2 separate regions of the Homo sapiens genome follow, and region 2 is linked to region 1. A link is a loop called in an ENCODE intact Hi-C map of the cell type or tissue named here. Cell type or tissue: B cell. All regions are shown on one strand. Each heading gives the region's core, and the rest is flanking DNA. Links, peaks and the distances in the headings are about the cores only.

Region 1 (8,395 bases), core at 2,442-4,941:
TGTTGGGATTACAGGCGGGACCCACCGTGCCTGGCCTAATTTTTTTTTTTTTTTTTTGCCAGTCTTAACTCTGTCACACAGGCTGGAATGCAGTGGTGTGGTCATAGCTCACTGCAGTCTCCACCTCCCAGGCTCAAGTGATCCTCCCGCCTCAGCCTCCGAAGTAGCCGGGACTACAGGCATGAGGCACCATGCCTAGCTAATTTTTGTAACGATGGGGTCTTGCCATGTTGCCCAGGGTGGTCTTGAACTTCTGGCCTCAGGCGATCTGCCCCCCTCAGCCTCCGAAAGTGCTAGGATTACAAGCACGGGCCACTGCACCCAGCCACTGACGGGACTTTGGATTCATGGTTTGGTTCCAGAGGTAGCAGGACCTAACTCTCCCTGGCTGGCTGGGGCGGGTAGGGGAAAGAGATGGTTTCAATATCTTGAACCACCCTGAACTTTGGACCTCCTGAAGTTCAAGGACCTGGAGATTGTTGTTCTGGATCACGATTTAGGAGGGGGCGGAGGCGGGGGTGGGGTGGACGTGGCAGAAGTTAACTAGGTCTCAACCAGCAGGGGCGTGTCCTCACCTCAGGGAAATGGCAAGTGTGACTGGATGGAAACCAGAAACCAACCGGTTATAGATTCAAGTCTCATCCTTTTTACAATTGTATGACATTGGACAAGTAATTGAGCCTTTTTGAGCCTTTCTGACTCTTTATTTTCTTTTGAGACGGAGTCTTGCTCTGTCGCCCAGATTGGAGTGCCAGGGTGGGATCAGGGCTCACTGCAACCTCCACCTCCTGGGTTCAAGCAATTCTCCTGTCTCAGCCTCCTGAGTAAGCTGGGATTACAGGTGCTCACCACCATGTCCAGCCAATTTTTGTATTTTTAATAGAGATGGGGTTTCACTATGTTGGCCAGGCTGATCTTGAACTCCTGACCGCAAGTGACCCACCTGCCTCGGCCTCCCAAAGTGCTGGGATTACAGGCATGAGCCACTGTGCCCGGCCTGACTCTTACACTTTTCTGATCAGAAACTTTCTCCCTTGGATCCTTTGAGGCCAGGAGTTTGAGACCAGGTTGGGCAACATAGCAAAACCCTGTCTCTTTTTTTTTTTTTGAGACGGAGTTTCACTCTTGTTGCCCAGGCTGGAGTGCAATGGTGTGATCTCGGCTCACCGCAACCTCCGCCTCCCGGGTTCAAGCAATCCTCCTGTCTCAGCCTCCCGAGTAGCTGGGATTACAGGCATGCACCACCACGCCTGGCTAATTTTGTATTTTTTAGTAGAGATGGGGTTTCTCCATGTTGGTCAGGCTGGTCTCAAACTCCCGACCACAGGTGATCCATCTGCCTTGGCCTCCCAAAGTGCTGGGATTACAGCTGTGAGCCACCACGCCCGGCTTTTTTTTTTTTTTTTGAGCCAGAGTTTTGCTATTGTCACACAGGCTGGAGTACAATGGCGTGATCTTGGATCACTGTAACCTCTGCCTCCCTGGTTCAAGCAATTCTCCTGCCTCAGTCCCGCTGAGTAACTGGGATTACACATGCCCACCACCACCCCCGGCTAATTTTTGTGTTTTTAGTAGAGATGTTGGGCGGGGTGGGGGGGGGGGGGTCTCACCACATTGGCCAGGCTGGTCTCGAACTCCTGACCTCAGATTATCCACGCGCCTTGGCCTCCCAAAGTGTTGGGATTACAGGCATGAGCCGCCGTGCCTGGCCAAAACCCTGTCTCTTAAACAAACAAAAAAGGTTAGGTGCGGTGGCTCACGCCTGTAATCCCAGCACTTTTGGAGGCCAAGGCGGGCGGATCACTTGAGGTCAGGAGTTTGAGACCAGCCTGGCCAATGTGATGAGACCCCATCTCTACTAAAAACACAAAAATTAGTGAGGCATGGTGGCGGGCACCTGTAGTCCCAGCTACTCGGGAGGCTGACACAAGAGAATTGCTTCAACCCGGGAGGCGGAGGTTGCAGTGAGGTGAGATCATGCCACTGTACTCCAGCTTGGGCGACAGAGCAAGACTGTATCTCAAAAAATAAATAAATAAAAAGTAAAAAATAAAAATTAGTTGGGTGCAGCGGCACCCACCTGTAGTCCTAGCTACTAAGTAGGCTCAGGTGGGAGAATTGCTTGAAATCTGGACTTTAAGGCCAGCCTGGGCAACATAGTGAGATCCATCTCTATTTTATTTATTTATTTATTTGAGAGAGGGTCTGGCTCTGTCACCCAGGCTGGAGCGCAGTGGTGTGTTCATAGCTCACTGCAGCCTCGACCTCCTGGGCTCAAGAGATCCTCCCATCCCAACCTCCCAAGTAGCTGGGACCACAGGAGTGTGGCAGGCTGGGCATGGTGGCTCACACCTATAATCCCAGCACTTTGGGAGGCCAAGGCAGGTGGATCATTTGAGGCCAGGAGTTTAAGACCAGCCTGACCAACATGGAGAAAGCCCGTCTCTATTAAAAATACAAAATTAGCCAGGCGTGGTGGCACATGCCTGTAATCTCAGCTACCCAGAAGGCTGAGGCAGGAGAATCGCTTGAACCCAGGAGGCGGAGGTTGCAGTGAGCCGAGATCACACCATTGCACAGAGCGAAACCTCGTCTCAAAAAAAGAAAAAAAGAAGTGAGGTCTCACTATGTTGCCCAGCCTTGTCTCAAACTCCTGGACTCAAGTGATCCTCCCGTCTTGGCCTCCCAAAGTGCTGGGATTTAAAAAAAAAAAGTAGCCAGGTGTGGTGGCACTCACCTGTGGTCGCAGCTACTTGGGAGGCTGAGGTGGGAGGTTCAATTGGAGGAGGTCGAGGGTGCAGTGAGCTATAATGGGACCACGGTACTCCAGCCTGGGAAACAAAGTGAGACACTGTCTCAACAACAACGACAGAAAACCAAACCAAAACAAAAAAGAAGAAAAAGAAAAAAGAGACTGCCTCTGTCTTTCCAGTTTTGGTTTCCTTCCTTCCTTCCTTCCTTCCTTTTTCTCTTTCTTCTTTTTTTTTTTTTGAGACAGTGTCTCGCTCTGTTGCCCAGGCTGGAGTGCAGTGGTGCGATCTTGGCTCACTGCAATCTCTGCCTCCCGGGTTCAGAACAGCAATTTTCCTGCTTCAGCCTTCCGAGTAGCTAGGACTACAGACATGCGCCACCATGCCTGGCTAATTTTTGTATTTTTAGTAGAGATGGGGTTTCACCATGTTGGCCAGGCTGGTCTCAAGCCCCTGACCTCAAATGATCCATCTGCCTTGGCCTCCCAAAATGCTGGGATTACAGGCGTGAGCCACTGTGCCTGGCCTGCCACTTTCTCTACCTCTCCTAAGCAGCCACTCCCCTCACACAAGAGAATTGCTTCAACCCGGGAGGCGGAGGTTGCAGTGAGGTGAGATTGTGCCGCTGTACTCCAGCCTGGGCGACAGAGCAAGACTGTATCTCAAAAAAATAATAATAATAATAATAAATAAAAATTAAAAATTAGTTGGGCGCTGTGAAACCCACCTATAGTGGCCCACTGCGCCTGGCCATCCAGTTAGAATTAAGAGTGGTCTCTCCGGGCGTGGTGGCTCACGCCTGTAATCCCAGCACTTTGGGAGGCTGAGGTGGGAGGATCACCTGCGGTCGGGAGTTTGAGACCAGCCTAACCAACATGGTGAAACCCCATCTCTACAAAATATACAAAATTAGGCGGGCATGGTGGCGCATGCCTGTAATCCCAGCTACTTGGGAGGCTGAGGCAGGAGAATCGCTTGAATCTGGGAGGCGGAGGTTGCGGTGAGCCGAAATCGCACCACTGCACTCCTGCCTGGGCAACAAGAGCAAAACTCCATCTCAAAAAAAAAAAAAAAAAAAAAAAGTGGTCTAATCTTTGGCTGTTTTCCATCTGGCCTCCAGGTGGCGCTGTCGACTGACTCCTTGGCTTGTTCAGGCTGTGCAACCTCAGGTAAACCAAGGCCCCCGGGAGCCTGGAGCTTGGGACACTACCTTGAGCAAGGCCCTGGACCTAATTTTGTGGAGTTCCAAATCTAATTTGATTGTCCAATTGATTTACTTTTTTTTGTTTGTTTGTTTTGAGACAGGGTCTCACTCTGTCGCATAGGCTGGAGTGCAGTGGTGGTGCGATCTCTGCTCACTGCAACTTCTGCCTTCCTGGTTCAAGGAATTCTTATGCCTCAGCGTCCTGAGTAGCTGGGGTTACAGGCATGCACCACCACGTCTGGCTAACTTTTGTATTTTTCGTAGAGACAGGGTTTCACCATGTTGGCCAGGCTGGTCCCGAACTCCTGACCTCAAGTGATCCACCTGCCTCGGGCTCCCAAAGTGCTGGGATTATAGGTGTGAATCACGGCTCCCGGATTTTTTTCAAAAATTTCAAAATTTATTATTTGTTTGAGACACAGTCTCACTCTGTTGCCCAGGCTGGAGTGCAATGGGGTGGTCTCGGCTCACTGCAACCTCCGACCCATGGGGTGAAGGGGTTCTCAAGCCTCTCAGGCTCCTGAGTAGCTGGGATTACAGGTGTGAGCCACTGCACCCGGCCGAAGTTCTAGATTCTTTTTGTTTGTTTGTTTTGAGACGAAGTCTTGCTCTGTCGAGATCTCGGTTCATTTCAACCTCCACCTCCCAGGTTCAAGCAATCCTGCTGCCTCAGCCTCCTGAGTAGCTCTGACTACAGGCACGCACCACCACGCCCAGTTTGTATTTTTAGTAGAGACAGGGTTTCACCATGTTGGCCAGGATGGTCTCGATCTCTTTCTTTTTGTTTTTTGAGACGGTATCTCGCTCTGTGGCTCACTGCAACCTCTGCCCAGGTTGAAGCAATTCTCCCAGTAGCTCAATTACTACAATGGTGGGGATTACAGGAACCCACCATTATGCCCGGCTAATTTTTGTATTTTTATAGAGACTGCGTTTCACCATTTTGGCCAGGCTGGTAGTGAACTCCTGACACCTCAAGTGATCTGCCCGCCTCGGCCTCCCAAAGCGGTGGGATTACAGGTGTGAGCCACCGCTCCCAGCCTCGAGTTCTAGATTTGTTAATCAGTTACAGTTTTCTCACCTTTGGCTGTTTGCCAGCTGGCCTCCAGGTGACGCTGTCGACCTGCCTCCTCCTCCACTTGTACAGACTGCCACCTCAGGTCAACCAAGGGCCTCCAGGCCGTCCCTGGAGCCTGGAGCTCGGGACACCCCATTGAACAAGGCCCGGGACTTAATCTTGTGCAGTTTTGAATCTAATTTGATTGTCCAATTGATTGATTATTATACTGTGGTCTTTGATTGGACAAGGCGGTCCTTGAGACTCAGGAAACACATTTTGGAGAAGAAGGTGCCTGGGCACCCTTAGAACATTTTTCCAAGCTGGGCATTGTGGCATGTGCCTGTAGTCCCGGCTACTTGGGAGTCTGAGGCAGGAGGATCCCTTGAGTCTACAAGTTTCAGGCCAGCCTGGGTAATATAACAATACCCTGACTTAAAAAAAAAAAAGTGCTTGATGTAATCCCATTTGTTGATTTTTCCTTTTGTTGCCTGTGCTTTTGGGGCCTTGCACAAAAAATCTTTGCCCAGACCAACATCTGAGCATTTTCCCAATGTTTTCTTATTTTCCTTCTTTCTTTCTTTTTTCTTTTTTTTTTTGAAACAGAGTCTTGCTTTGTTGCCAGGCTGGAGTGCAGTGGCGCGATATCGGCTCACTGCAGCCTCTGCCTCTCGGGTTCAAGCAATTCCACTGTCTCAGCCTCCAGAGTAGCTGGGACTACAGGCGTGCGCCACCACGCCAGGCTAATTTTTTTGTATTTTAGTAGAGATGGGGTTTTACCATGTTGGCCAGGATGGTCTCGAACTCCTGACCTCGTGATCCGCCCGCCTTGGCCTCCCAAAGTGCTGGGATTACAGGTGTGAGCCACCTCGCCCAGGCTTCTTTTTTGTTTGTTTGTTTCTTTTGTTTTTTTTTGAGGCAGAGTCTCACTCTGTCATGCAGGCTGGAGTGCAATGGCACAATCTCAGCACACTGCAGCCTCTGCCTCCCCGGCTCAAGTGATTCTCCTGCCTCAGCCTCCTCAGTAGCTGGAATTACAGGCACCCACTACTGTGCCTGGCTAATTTTTGTGTTCTTAGTAGAAATGTGGTTTTGCCATGTTGGCTAGGCTGGTTTTTTTTTTTTTTTTTGAGACAGAGTCTTGCTCTGTCACCCAGGCTGGAGTGCAGTGGCGCGATCTCGGCTCACTGCAAGCTCTGCCTCCCGGATTCACGCCATTCTCCTGCCTCAGCCTCCCGAGTAGCTGGGACTACAGGCGCCCGCACCATGCCTGGCTAATTTTTTTTTTTTTTGTATTTTTAGTAGAGATGGGGTTTCACCGTGTTAGCCAGGATGGTCTTGATCTCCTGACCTCGTGATCAGCCCGCCTCGGCCTCCTTTCAAAGTGCTGGGATTACAGGCTTGAGCCACCACACCCAGCCCAGGTTGGTATTGAACTTCTGACCTCAGGTGATCCTCCCACCTCGGCCTCCCAAAGTGCTGGGTTACAGGTTTGAGCCACTGCGCCCGGCCTCTTTGGTTTTTTGTTTTTTTGTTTGTATTTTTGCGACAGGGTCTCTCTCTGTCATCCAGGCTGGAGTGCAGTGGTGCAATCTGGGCTCACTGCAACCTCTGCCTAACAGGCTCAAGTGATTCTTGTGCCTCAGCCTCCCGAGTAACTAGGACTACAGGCACGAGCCACCACACCCAGCTAATTTTTGTATTTTTGTAGATGTGGGGTTTCACCATGTTGCCTAGGCTAGTCTCAAACTGCTGGACTCAAATAGTCCGCCTGCCTCAACCTTCCAAAGTGCTGGGATTACAGGCATGAGCCGTCGCGCCCGGCCTCCAAAGTTTCCTTCTAGGAGTTTCATAGTTTCAAATCTTAGATTTAGGTTTGTAATCCATTTTGATTTGATTTTTGTGTGTGGTGAGAGATAGGGGCCTAGTTTCATTCTTCTGCACATAGCCAGCCAGTTTTCCGAGCACCATTTTATTGAAGAAACTGTCCTTTCCCCAGTATATATTCTTTTTTTTTTTTTTTGAGAGACAGTCTTACTCTATTGCCCAGGCTGGAGTTCAGTGGCACGGTCTCGGTGCAACCTCTGGCTCCCGGGTTCAAGTGATTCTCCTGCCTCAGCCTCCTGAGTAGCTGGGATTACAGGCGCCCACCACCACATCCGGCTAGTTTTTGTATTTTTAGTAGAGACTGGGTTTTACCATCTTGGCCAGGCTGGTCTTGAACTCTTGACCTCAGGTGATGCACCCACCTCAGCCTCCCAAAGTGCTGGGATTACTGACGTGAGCCATGGCACCCCACCTAAATATTTATATTTAAGATGACACATATCCCAAGTACACTTGATTTGATCTTTACAAATTATATGAATGTATTAAATTATCACATGTACCCCCAAAACTATGTACATCTATGATGCATCAATAAAAAAAAGTATTGAGTGTAGTGGCTCATGCTTGTAATTCCAACTACTCAAGAGGCTGAGGTGGAGGATCGTTTGAGGCCAGGAGTTGCAGACCATCCTGGGCAACATAGCAAGATGCAGTTTGCACAAAAAATTGCTGGATGTGGTAGTGTGCACCTGTAGTCCCAGATACTTGGGAGACTGAGGAGGGAGGATTGGTTGAGCCCAGGAGCTCCAGGCTGCAGTGAGCCATGATCGCGCCATTGCACTGCAGCTTTGATGACAGAGCAAGACCCTGTTCATATATATATATATATATATATATATATATATATATATATACACACATAAATGTCCAAATATATATATATCAGAGTGGGCAGGAGGGAGGTCGCCTTTTGCAGGGCTGCAGGGACAGGTATGAGAGAACCAAGAGTGGGTGAGAGGGGCTGGGCCTGATGTAAACGTGTGCAGGGCTCGTAGGGGCCTGGGGCTGGGGGAAGCTCACAGGGGGAGAGGTAGTAGGCGTGACGGGTGTGACAGGAGACCGCAGCGTGGGACCGGCCATCATTCCAGGCAGGGCAGGGGCGGCAGAGACAGGAGCCCAGATGGAACGTAGGCACCCTATATAGCGGACGTGGCTGTCATCACCGATTCAGGACGTGGGTGGGATGACATTGGTTTCCGTGTCTGTCCCCTCTGCAGTCTCTCCTCCGCGATGGCTGCCCCTGTCTGCTCATCCTCACCTGGCCTTCAGCAGGTGCTCAGCTGACATCGGTGAGGGAATGGGAGTGATTCGTCATCACAGTAACCGTGTACTTCAGGTAAACGCTCAGAAGGAAGCCAGTTCCCACAGGACTCACAGTGGGAGACAGAGCGGAGCGTCCAGTGCTTCCTCGGCTAGCTGTATCCCACGATGCCGGGTCATTTGCGGACACAGTCTGCACCTCCTTTATCGCTTGTGTTACTGATGTGGGTTGAA
Region 2 (5,040 bases), core at 340-2,839, 390 kb after region 1:
AAGAGATAGGGGAGCCCCATCTCTGGGGGGCCCTACCCAGACCTTCCATGGCTGCCAAAGCTGCTAATTCAAAGAACAAAAGAAGGGTCTCTCTGCACCAAAAGTCAGCCAGCTGCACTGAAAAAGAAGCTCCCTGGGACCAGACCTATTTTTTTTAAATATCAACTAGGCTAGAATTGGCCAGCCTGCCTCCCTTAAGAAAAGAAAGAAAGAGGCCGGGCGCAGTGGCTCACGCCTATAATCCCAGCACTTCGGGAGGCCGAGGCAGGTGGATGATTTGAGGTCATGAGTTTGAGACAAGCCTGGCCAACATGCTAAAGCCTCATCTCTACTAAAAATACAAAAATTAGCCAGGCATGGCAGCTAATCACAGTGGGTCCCTGTAATCCTAGCTACTTGGGAGGCTGAGGTGAGAATCACTTGAACCTGGGAGGCGGAGGTTGCAGTGAGCTGAGATCATGCCACTGCACTCCAGCCTGGACAACAGAGCAAGACTCCTGCTCAAAAAAATAAGTAAATAAAAAGAAGAAGAAGAGAAAGAGAGCTCTGATTTCTAAGTAGGTTCTTTTTTAAAGGTTAGGTTGCAGTTTAATTGTGATGTCTAAACAAAACAACCTGCTTTTCTTTCTTTTTTTTTTTTTTTTTCCAAGACAGGGTCTCACTCTGTCACCCAGGCTGGAGTGCAGTGGTGTGATCATCACTCACTGCAGCCTTGAACTCCTGGGCTCAAGCAATCCTCCCATCTCACCCTCCCGAGTAGCTGGGACTACAGTTGGGCACCACTACACCTGGCTAATTTTTTTTTTTTTTTTAATTACGTGAGCATTTTTCGTAGAGACGAGGTCTCCCTATGTTGCACAGGCTGACCTTGAATTCCGGGGCTCAATCGATCCTCCCACCTCAGCCTCCCAAAGTGCTGGGATTACAGGCGTGAGCCACCGTGCCCAGCCTCTTTTTTTTTTTTTTAACTGTGTAAACTGAGGCCTCAAAATGCTTAATGGCATACCCGCTACAGAAACAGAAAACTATTACCAAGTACTTACTATGTGGCTGCACTGTTCTAAATGCTTTCTATGTAATAATGCAGTGAACTTAATCTTTGTAAGAGCCCCAGAGATGGGTGCTATTGTTTTCCCCATTTGACAGAGAGGGAAACTGAGGCACCGAAAGGGAAAGGAACCCTCCTCCCCAGAATCAGTCAGCAAGTGGCAGAGTTGGGATTTGAACCCTGGCCGGGGCACTCAACCACACCCCAGATTGAAGCCAGGTAAGCCCCACACTTGACCTCAGGACCTGCTTGTAACCCATCAGACCTCAGGGAGCCCTGCAAAGCCCCGAGTCCGCCCCTGCCGCCCCAGTTGGTCTTTACCAAGCCCTTTGTGCATGAAAAAGCAATAGCCATATATGTAATGATTAGTTATCACATGATGGGAATTCAATTATTGATTTGGGGCTGACTTCCATTTCTCGGAACAGGCAGAAAGGAAGCGGCAGGGAGGTGGGTACTCCGGAGAGCGAGCTGAGCGCTCTGCTGCCCGGCGCCTGCCAGGCTGGGGAGCCATGGCGCCACCTGGTGGCCAGTCTTAGCAGCGGCGGGCGACAGTGGGTGAACGCAGGGGAGACCCGCGCAGGCTGCTTTTTGAGCACAGTGTGTGTCAGGCGCTGTTCCAGCTCAGGGGTCCAAAAACCTCTTCGATAAAGGACCTCAGATGAAATGCTTCCGGCTCTGAGGGCTAGACAGTCTCTGTCCCAGAGACAGCTCTGCCGTTGTAACACAAAAGGAGCCACAGACAACATCAGCACAAATAGAAAAGGCTGTGTTCCAATAAAACTTTATGGACACCAAATTTTGAACGGCATACAACTTTCACCTATCAAGAATTATCCTTCTTTTTATTATACGACAACAAAAATTAATGAACGGGTCGGGCGTGGTAGCTCACGCCTGTAATCCCAGCATTTTGGGAGGCCAAGGTAGGTGGATAACCTGAGGTCAGGAGTTCGAGACCAACCTGGCCAACATGGTAAATGAAACCCCGTCTCTACTAAAAAATACAAAAATTAGCTGGGCGTGGTGGCGCGCACCTGTAGTCCCAGCTACTCCGGAGGCTGAGGCAGGAGAATCGCTTGAACCCGGGAGGCTGAGGTTGCAGTGAGCCGAGATCTCGCCCCTGCACACCAGCCTGGGTGACACCAGACCGGCCCACGTGGAGCTCACAGAGCAAATATGGCAGCAACAAGGGAGAAAGCCGATGCGTAACACATATGAGCTGGTCGTGAGTGCTAGTGGGGAAAATTAAGCGGGGCAGGGAACCAACATAAGTAGGGGTTGCATTTTATTTTTTTTCAATTCTATTTATTTATTTAGAGATAGGATCTCTCTCTGTTGCCCAGGCTGGAGTGCAGTGGTGCAATCATAGCTCATTGCAACCTTCAACTCCCAGGCTCAAGCAGTCCTCCCACCTCAGCCTCCTGAGTAGCTGGGACTACAGGTACGCATCACCATGCCCAGCTAATTTTTGTAAAGATGGAATCTTGCCATGCTGTCCAGGATGGTCTCAAACTCCTGGGCTCACAGGATCCTCCTGCCTTGGCCTCCTGAGTAGCTAGGACTACAGGTCCCAGTACAGTCAACGAGGGAGGAAGCCCCATATGTAACACATAGGATCTGGTTATGAGTGCTAGTGGGGAAAATTAAGCGGGGCAGGGAATAAGCACGAGTAGGGCTGCATTTTATTTTATTTTTATCTTATTTATTTATTTATTTATTTATGAGACAGGGTCTCACTCTGTTGCCCAGGCTGGAGTGCGGTGGCACGATCATGGCTCACTGCAGCCTTGACCTCCCAGGATCAAAGGATCCTCCCACCTCAGCCTCCCAAGTAGCTGGGACCACAGGCGCACACCACCATGCCTGGCTAATATTTTTTTGTTTTTTGTGGAGATGCCTCACTATGTTGCCCAGGCTGGTCTCAAACTCTTGGCCTCAAGTGATCCTCCCGCCTTGGCCTCCCAAAGTGCTAGGATTATAGGCATGAGACACTGCACCCAGCCGGGGCTGCATTTTAAATAGGGTGATGATGAAAAGTTTGATGAGGAGGAAACCTTTAATCAAAGGCTGGAAGGAGGCAAGGAAGAAGCCGTGTGGGTGCCGAGGAGAAGAGCATTCCTAGCAGAAGGAACAGCCAGTGCAAAGGCCCTGAGGCTGGACCACCCTGGTGCATTGGAGGAACAGTGATAAGGTTAGTATGGCTGCAGCACAGTGCACGAGGGAGAGAGAGGAGGGAGGTGAGGGCAGGGAGGTGACAGGGGCAGGGCCTTATGGGTCTTGGTGAGGACTTTGGCTTTTGCTATGAGTCAGGTGGGAGCCATGGAGGGTTCTGAGCAGAGGAGGGATATAATCTGACTTGTGTTAAAATATGATCTCTCTGGGGGGCTGAGCATGGTTGCTAACACCTATGATCTCAATGCTTTGGGAGGCCGAGGCAGGAGGATCACTTGAGGCCAGGAGTTTGAGACCAGCCTGGGCAACATAGCAAGACCCTGCCTCTACAAAAAAATTTAAAAATTTTCCAGGAGTGGTGACACGCACCTACGGTCCTGGCTGCTCAGGTGACCGAGGTGGGAGGATCACTTGAGCCCAGGAGGTCAAGGCTGCAATCAGCCATCATTGCACCACTGCACTCCAGCCTGGGTGACAGAGTGAGACCCTGTCTCTAAAAATAAAATAAAAGTCTCACTTTGTGTGTCTCATTCTCTCAGCTCAGGCCTCGGGGACCAGGACAATTCAGGCCACCCATCCGATCCCTAGCTGGGAAAGTCACCCAGTCCTAGCTGGTGACCTGCAGTTTGGCTGAGCCTGGGTCCCCATATCCTATAAGTGGTCAGTTCTGGCCTGGAATTCAAGGTCACACCATCTCTCTCTTGGCTTGGCTCTCAAATGCCTCAGTAACCTGGAATTCACCTCTCCGGGTCTGTTCACCCATCTGCATAAGGGACAAAATAATAAGGGTACTACCGGTCATAACAAGTAATCATGGCCGGGCGTGGTGGCTCACTCCCATAATCCCAGCACTTTGGGAGGCTGAGGTGGGTGGATCACCTGAGGTCAGGAGTTCGAGACCAGCCTAGCCAACAGGGTGAAACCCCGTCTCTACTAAAAATACAAAAAAAAATTAGCTAGGCGTGGTGGTGCATGACTGTCATCCCAGCTATTTGGGAGGCTGAGGCAGGAGAATTGCTTGAACCTGGGAGGTCGAGGTTGCACTGAGCCGAGATCGCGCCACTGCACTCCAGCCTGGATGACAGAGTGAGACTCTGTCTCAAAAAAAAAAAAAAAAAAAAGTAATCATAATAAGATACTAAGTAACCACAATAACAATAGCAACAAGAGCTGCCCTAGCTGTTTCAGGAGATCGTTGCGTGCATTTGATAAGATGTGCTGCAACGAAACACTTTGGAAAACAATAACCTGCACCACAATCTATTTATAACAATGGTGATGAGGACTAATCGAGTCAATGCATGTAAAGGTCTTGGAGCCGTGCCCCACAGATAGTAAGTGCTCCATCAACACTGGGTTTTTGTTTGGTTTTTGAGACAGAGTCTCACTTTGTCGCCCACGCTGGAGTACAGTGGTGTGATCTCGGCCCACGGCAACCTCCCCTCCTGGGTTCAGGCGATTCTCCTGCCTCACCCTCCGGAGTAGCTGGGACTACAGGCACGCACCACCACACCCGGCTGATTTTTTTGTATTTTTAGTAGAGACGGGGTTTCACCATGTTGGCCAGGCTAGTCTCTAACTCTTGACCTCAAGCGATCCACCTGCCTTGGCCTCCCAAAGTGCTTGGATTACAGGCGTGAACCGCCATGCCCAGTCAATACTGGTTATTGCCGGGCACAGTGGCTCATGCCTATAATCCCAGATAGTCCAGAGGCTGAAGTGGAAGGATCGCTTGAGCCCGGGAGTTTGAGATCAGCCTGGGCAACATAGTGAGACCCCCATCTCAAAAAAAAAAAAAAAAAAAAAACACCTGGTTG

What was found. Hi-C counts contacts between places; a loop is a spot of excess contacts. Peaks named below come from ENCODE experiments on the same cell type or tissue, not always from the same donor. Only the 100,000 strongest peaks of a DNase experiment are listed, where the experiment ranks them.
Region 2: a loop joins it to region 1, with 24 times the contacts of the local background. A loop is called at or near these places in 5 of 110 quality-filtered maps.

Annotation. Positions count from the first base shown.
Region 1 is chr19:13,190,821-13,199,215 of GRCh38, forward strand. No RefSeq gene overlaps it. Among named protein-coding and RNA genes, the nearest start is that of IER2, 45 kb to the left of the region's middle. RefSeq lists a cis regulatory region at 291-791. In B cell, for the core only: a CTCF peak has its summit at 3,897 (motif pointing right); a DNase peak (open chromatin) is centred at 3,901; H3K27ac peaks cover 281 bases.
Region 2 is chr19:13,587,845-13,592,884 of GRCh38, forward strand. No RefSeq gene overlaps it. Among named protein-coding and RNA genes, the nearest start is that of CACNA1A, 84 kb to the left of the region's middle. RefSeq lists silencers at 1,481-1,590, 1,500-1,729. In B cell, for the core only: CTCF peaks have their summits at 1,575 (motif pointing left) and 1,774; a DNase peak (open chromatin) is centred at 1,577; H3K27me3 peaks cover 499 bases.